Regions from separate parts of the Homo sapiens genome. Here region 2 is linked to region 1. The links are chromatin loops, found by intact Hi-C in ENCODE. Cell type or tissue: CD4-positive, alpha-beta T cell. All regions are shown on one strand. Each heading gives the region's core, and the rest is flanking DNA. Links, peaks and the distances in the headings are about the cores only. Region 1 overlaps LOC105370032 (a long non-coding RNA gene). Region 2 overlaps P2RX4 (purinergic receptor P2X 4).

Evidence for each region. Hi-C counts contacts between places; a loop is a spot of excess contacts. Peaks named below come from ENCODE experiments on the same cell type or tissue, not always from the same donor. Only the 100,000 strongest peaks of a DNase experiment are listed, where the experiment ranks them.
Region 2: a loop joins it to region 1, with 2.0 times the contacts of the local background. A loop is called at or near these places in 31 of 110 quality-filtered maps.

What each region holds. Positions count from the first base shown.
Region 1 is chr12:121,127,694-121,130,602 of GRCh38, forward strand. All of the region lies in intron 2 of LOC105370032 (a long non-coding RNA gene), which reads right to left. Among named protein-coding and RNA genes, the nearest start is that of P2RX7, 3.7 kb to the right of the region's middle. RefSeq lists an enhancer at 1,293-1,587. In CD4-positive, alpha-beta T cell, for the core only: no CTCF peak of the experiment used is centred there; a DNase peak (open chromatin) is centred at 1,498; H3K4me3 peaks cover 1,248 bases; H3K27ac peaks cover 1,327 bases.
Region 2 is chr12:121,223,457-121,226,365 of GRCh38, forward strand. All of the region lies in intron 5 of P2RX4 (purinergic receptor P2X 4), which reads left to right. Among named protein-coding and RNA genes, the nearest start is that of P2RX4, 15 kb to the left of the region's middle. RefSeq lists an enhancer at 1-441. In CD4-positive, alpha-beta T cell, for the core only: no CTCF peak of the experiment used is centred there; DNase peaks (open chromatin) are centred at 375 and 1,335; H3K27ac peaks cover 2,072 bases.

The sequences.
Region 1 (2,909 bases), core at 197-2,696:
ACTGCAGCCTTGACCTTCCAGGGTCAAGGGATCCTCCCATTTCAGCCTTTCGAGAAGCTGGAACTACAGGTGTGCACTCCCGCAACTGGCTAATTTTTTTATTTTTTGTAGAGACAGGGTTTTGCCATGTTGCCCAGGCTGGTCCCAAACTTCTGGGCTCAAGCAATCCTCCTGCTTTGGCCTCTCAAAGTGCTGAGACTACAGGTATGAGCCACCGCACCCGGTCTGCACCTATCTTTGTGTTTAATACGTGACTCCACCCTGTTCCAATAATGTGTCTGTCAGTTCCCTTACTAGAGCTGCTTTAATTACACAGATTTACCATCGCTCTTAATATCTCCGTGGTCACCGGTTTATTTGTGAAGTGTTCACCCCATGGCCTCTGGGGACTCACTGTCTTTCGGCTTTCCTCTCCTCCCTACTCTGCCTCAGCTTAGTCTCCTTGGTGTTGGTGTCCTTCAGGGATCTGTCTTCGGTCCCCCTCCATGTCACTCTACCCTCTCCCTGGGCAGACCCCTGGCTCCACTCTTGCCCCTTCCGCCCATTTTCCATGGTGCAGCTAGAGTGCTCTGACTGAGCTGCAAATGAGACCATGCACACCCGTTTATAAACCCACCTATTGTTCTCAGGGTAAATTCCAGACAGACTCTTTAACACCAGAACATAAGGCTGGACGAGATTCAGGTCCAAGTAGTTTGTTTGGGAGGCGACCCAGGAAGAGGAGTGGGGAAGTGAGACAGGAAAGGGAAGGCAGTCAACACAGGAAGCATTAAAGAGTAGGTCAGGAGGCCGGACGCAGTGGCTCACACCTCTAATCCCAGCCCTTTGGGAGGCTGAGGCGGGCGGATCACCTGAGGTCGGCAGTTCTAGACCAGCTAGGGCAACATAGTGAAACTCCAACTCTACTAAAAATACAAAAATTAGCCGGGAGTGGTGGCACGCGCCTGTAGTCTTAGCTACTAGCGAGGCTGAGGCAGGAGAATCGCTTGAACCCGGGAGGCGGAGGTTGCAGTGAGCCGAGATCGTGCCACTGCACTCCAGCCTGGGCGACAGAGCAAGACACTGGAAATAAATAAAACTAATTAATTAATTAAAGAGCAGGTCACGGCTGTGGGCATCTGGGCTCAGACCCCCTCAGGCCCTCTGGAGACTGCCTAGACTTGTCTCAGAGTTGTCCCACCTGGGGGAGGAACGGGTATTTAACCAGCAGTCCCTCAGCCTTGGAGCCTCTATTCTCTGAGAGTCACATTCTCATTCTCTCTCTCCCTCTCTCTCTCTCTCTTCCCACCCCCCTTCTCTCTCTCTCTCTCTCCCGCCATCTTCCTTTCTTTCCTCCCTCCCTTCTCCCCCAACGGAGGTTGGCCCTTGACGCCCTGTGTGATTATGGCCCCGCCCACAGCCATAGCTGATTGGACCAGGGATAAAGAATTAGGCCAATCAGATTCATTCCCCTTGAGTTCTGGAACTGGGCAGGGGATCTGGGCTTGCATTTGAACTGTGGAACCTAACTTGGAGAGCATTGCTGAACCACGTGCCCTGGGAGAAACAGAGGAAGCCAGTGTTTAGAGAGACTCGCAATGGGCACACAGAGACAAACAGAGGCGGGCTTCAGACAAACTGAAAGAGCAACCTCAGCACAGGACAGTTTGGTTTCTGATTCTATTAATAGGTTCTCATGAGGTTGGGCACATTTCCTGCACTTGCAGTCTGTGAGATAAGTGTTTCCTCAAAAAAAAAAACTCCCTTTTCTGCTGAAGAATGTCACTTGATTTTCTGTAAATTGTAAACACACCCACACACTCACAAGACTAAGAAATCCACCGTTCAATCCCCAATTTTTTTTTTTTTGGTAACTTTATATTCCTTCCATCACGAGGTCAGAACATTTCATTGCTGCTGTGAGACTCTCCAGAGTTCTCATTAAAGAGTTCAAGACAATGGCTGTTCCGTTAGCCTCGATCTCTGAGTGATTACAGAGAGCTGAGCCATCTGGGAGACCCATGATGGACATATAGTGTGAGTGAGAATTAATTCATCACTGCTATAAGCCATGAGACACTGAGAGTGCTTTGTTATTGCAGCATAACCTGTCCTATCCTGATAGAATCATAAGAAGTGCTGAGAGACAATTTGCTGGAACTGATATTTACAGGGAGAAGAGAGCCAGAGAAAGATAAGACAAAGATTGGATGCAGTGGCTTATGCCTGTAACCCCAGCACTTTGGAAGGCTGAGTCAGGAGGATCACTTGAAGCCAGGAGTTCGAGACCAGCCTGGGCAGCATAGCAAGACCCTATCTCTACAAAATTAAAAAAAAAATTAACGAGGCTTGGTGGCATGTGCCTGTGGTCCCAGCTACTCAGGAGGCTGTGGTAGGGGGATCACTGGAGCCCAGAAGTTTGAAGCTGCAGTGAGCCATGATTGCGCCACTGCACTCCAGCCTGGACGACAGAGCAAGACCCAGTCTCTAAAATAAATTAATTAAATTAATTTTTTAAAAAGAAAGATAAGATAAAGAGTCATAGAAGTACAAATGAGAAACCAGGAGAACATGGGACCCAGGAAAGTCATGGAAACCAAGGGAAAATACTGGTCCAAGATGCAGAAAGTAGCCAGTGATGTTGAATGCATCCAAGAGATCAAGTAACATAAGGAATAAAATATATCCACCCAGTCTGGCAACTGAGAAGTCTTTGGTAACCTCTTTGAGAACAGAATCCATGGAGTGGAGGAGGTAGCAGTGATGAAATAGCGGACAAGGGCTGAAGGAGTGGAGAGGGGAGAGCATGAGGGACCAGTGCAAGAGTGCAGCAGAAAGACAACAAACAGGCCGGGTGTAGTGGCTCACGCCTGTAATCCCAACACTTTGGTAGGCTAAGGCGGGCAGATCGCTTGTGACCAGGAGTTCGA
Region 2 (2,909 bases), core at 106-2,605, 96 kb after region 1:
GTGTTGTGGCTTTTTGTGTGTTTCTGGTGTCTGTATGAAGTCAGGCTGCCCTAGGATGGCTGCTCTCAACCACAAGGCAGCGACCATCAGTGGCAAGATGGGCCACAAGTAGTCTGTCACTCACGAGAAGGGTGCAGGTGACTGACTTCCTTGTATGTTAGGACTCTGTCAGTTGCAAATAACTGACAGGAAACAGTTCTCAGTGCCTTAAGCACATGTGCACAAACACATACACACATACACATGCGTGCACAGCGGGGGGGCAGTGTATTGTCCGGCTGACCAAAAAGATCCAGCGTGGCCAGGAGAATCTCGTGCCAGGCTGAGGCAGAAGAATCTCTTGAACCTGGGAGGAGGAGGTTGCTGAGCTGAGATGGTGCCACTGCACTCCCTCCTGGGCGACAGAGGCCACTGCACTCCTGCCTGGGCGACAGAGTGAGAGACAAAGGACAACACCCTAGTCTCCCTTCCTGGCTCTGCATCCCGCCGTGCCAGCTTCACTCGCAGGACCCACAGCATAGCCCGGGAGGCAGCGCTGCACTTACAGCCCCCCAAGTCTGAGTCTCCCTTTCCAGCTGTCCCTGGAGATTCTAGACCTGTCCATCATCGTATCAATGGCCATATCTCTCAACCCATCTCTGTGGCTGGGGAATGGGTTTTGCTTATCAGCTTGGGCCTGGGTCACATGCCCACCTCTGCAGCTGGGGCTAGAGTCAGACCCACCCAAGTGACATAGGCAAGCATTGGGGAGATATGGCTTCCAAAGGACATTTGGGGTTCTGTTACCAGAAAAGCTGGGAGCAGATGCTGGGAAGAAAACAACGGATGTTTGCTACAGTGTATTTTAAACTAAACTAGACAGGTTCATCCTGGCGCGGTGGCTCATGCTGTAATCCTAACACTTTGGGAGGCTGAGGCAGTCGGATCATCTGAGGCCAGGAGTTCAAGACCAGCCTGGCCAACATGGAGAAACCCCGTCTCCACTAAAAATACAAAAATTAGGGTTAGGGTGGCGCTTGTCTGTAATCCCAGCTACTTGGGAGGCTGAGGTAGGAGAATTGCTTGAACCCGGGAAGTGGAGGTTGCAGTGAGCTGAGATCGCTCTTCTGCACTCTAGCTTGGGCGACAGAGAGAGACTCTGTCTCAAAAAATAAAAATTTAAAAAAATAAATAAATAAAAATTTAAAAATCAACTAAACTAGCCAGGTTCAAGGTTGCTCTAGAATAACATTCTTCGTGGTTGTAATTGGCTGTGCTTCATGGGGTGGAGTCCGGGCAGCGCTCTGAGAAGTGCGTGCAGCCTAGGGCCTTTCTCACCGAGAGCTCAGACCGAGGTCTCCATGAGCCCCGGGGAGCAGGAAGCCACTGAACCTCATCCTGGGTGTGTTGAGACAGAAGGAAAGGCTGAGAACTGCAGATTTAGAGATTGCTAAGGCAAAGGAAGGAGATAGAAAAAGAAAAGGAATCCTAGCATCTTAGAGCTGGAGAGGATCTCACAGAGCTGTGCTCTCCAACACAGGAGACTCTGGCCACGCGTGGCTATTGAAAATTGAAATATGGCTGGGTCCGAAAGGAGATGGGCTGTCCATAGGAAGTGCACTTATCATCAAATTGGATTTTTTTTTTTTTTTTTTGAGACGAAGTCTCGCTCTGTCGCCCAGGCTGGAGTACAGTGGCGTGATCTTGGCTCACCACAACCTCTGCCTCCCGGGTTCAAGTGATTCTCCTGCCTCAGCCTCCTGAGTAGCTGGGATTATAGGCACCCCCCACCACACCTTGCTAATTTTTGTATTTTTAGTAGAGATGCAGGTTTCACCATGTTGGCCAGGCTGGTCTCGAACTCCTGACCTCAGGTTATCCACCTGCCTCAGCCTCCCAAAGTGCTGGGATTATAGGTGTGAGCCACTGCACCCAGCCCGATTCTGTTTATTATTTATTTATTTTTTATTTATTTGTATTTATTTATTTATTTGAGATGGAGTCTCGCTCTGTCGCCCAGGCTGGAGTGCAGTGGCGCCATCTCTGTTCACTGCAAGCTCCGCCTCCTGCGCTCACGCCATTCTCCTGCCTCAGCCTCCCCAGTAGCTGGGACTACAGGCGCCCACCACCACACCCAGCTAATTTTTTTGTATTTTTAGTAGAGAGGGGGTTTCACTGTGTTAGCCAGGATGGTCTCGATCTCCTGACCTCGTGATCCACCTGCCTTGGCCTCCCAAAGTGCTGGGATTGCACGCGTGAGTCACCACGCCCGGCCCTGAATATTTATTATGAAAAAAAGAATGTATAATATCTCATTGATTTTTGTATGTTGGTTACATGTTGAAGTAATATTTTGGGTTACTGTATAAAATTTTACTTGTTTCTTTTACTTTGTAGTGTGGCTATTAGGAAACTTTAAGTTGGAGTGTGGCTTGTAGTTGTGTCTCATAAGATACTTTTTTTTTGACACAGGATCTTGCTCTGTCACCCAGTGCAGTGATAACGATCATGGCTCACTGCAGCTTCGAACTCCTGGACTCAAGTGATCTTCCCGCCTCATCCTCCTGTGTAGCTGGGACCACAGGGGCGCACCACCATGCCCAGCCAACTTATTTTTTGTAGAGACAGGGTCTCACCATGTTGCCCAGGCTGGTCTTGAACTCCTGGGCTCAAGCAACCCACCTGCCTTAGCCTCCCAAAGTGCTGGGATTACAGCGTGAGCCACCACACCTGGCCTCACAATATACTTTTATTGGACATCACTGTTGCAGATCTAATGCGGTGTAAAATGATTTTTAAGTGCACACTGATATAAGAAATAACATTGGCCAGGCACAGTGGCTCATGCCTATAATCCCAGCACTTTGGGAGGCAGAGACGGGTGGATCACTTGAGGCCAGGAGTTCAAAACCAGCCTGGCCAACATGGTG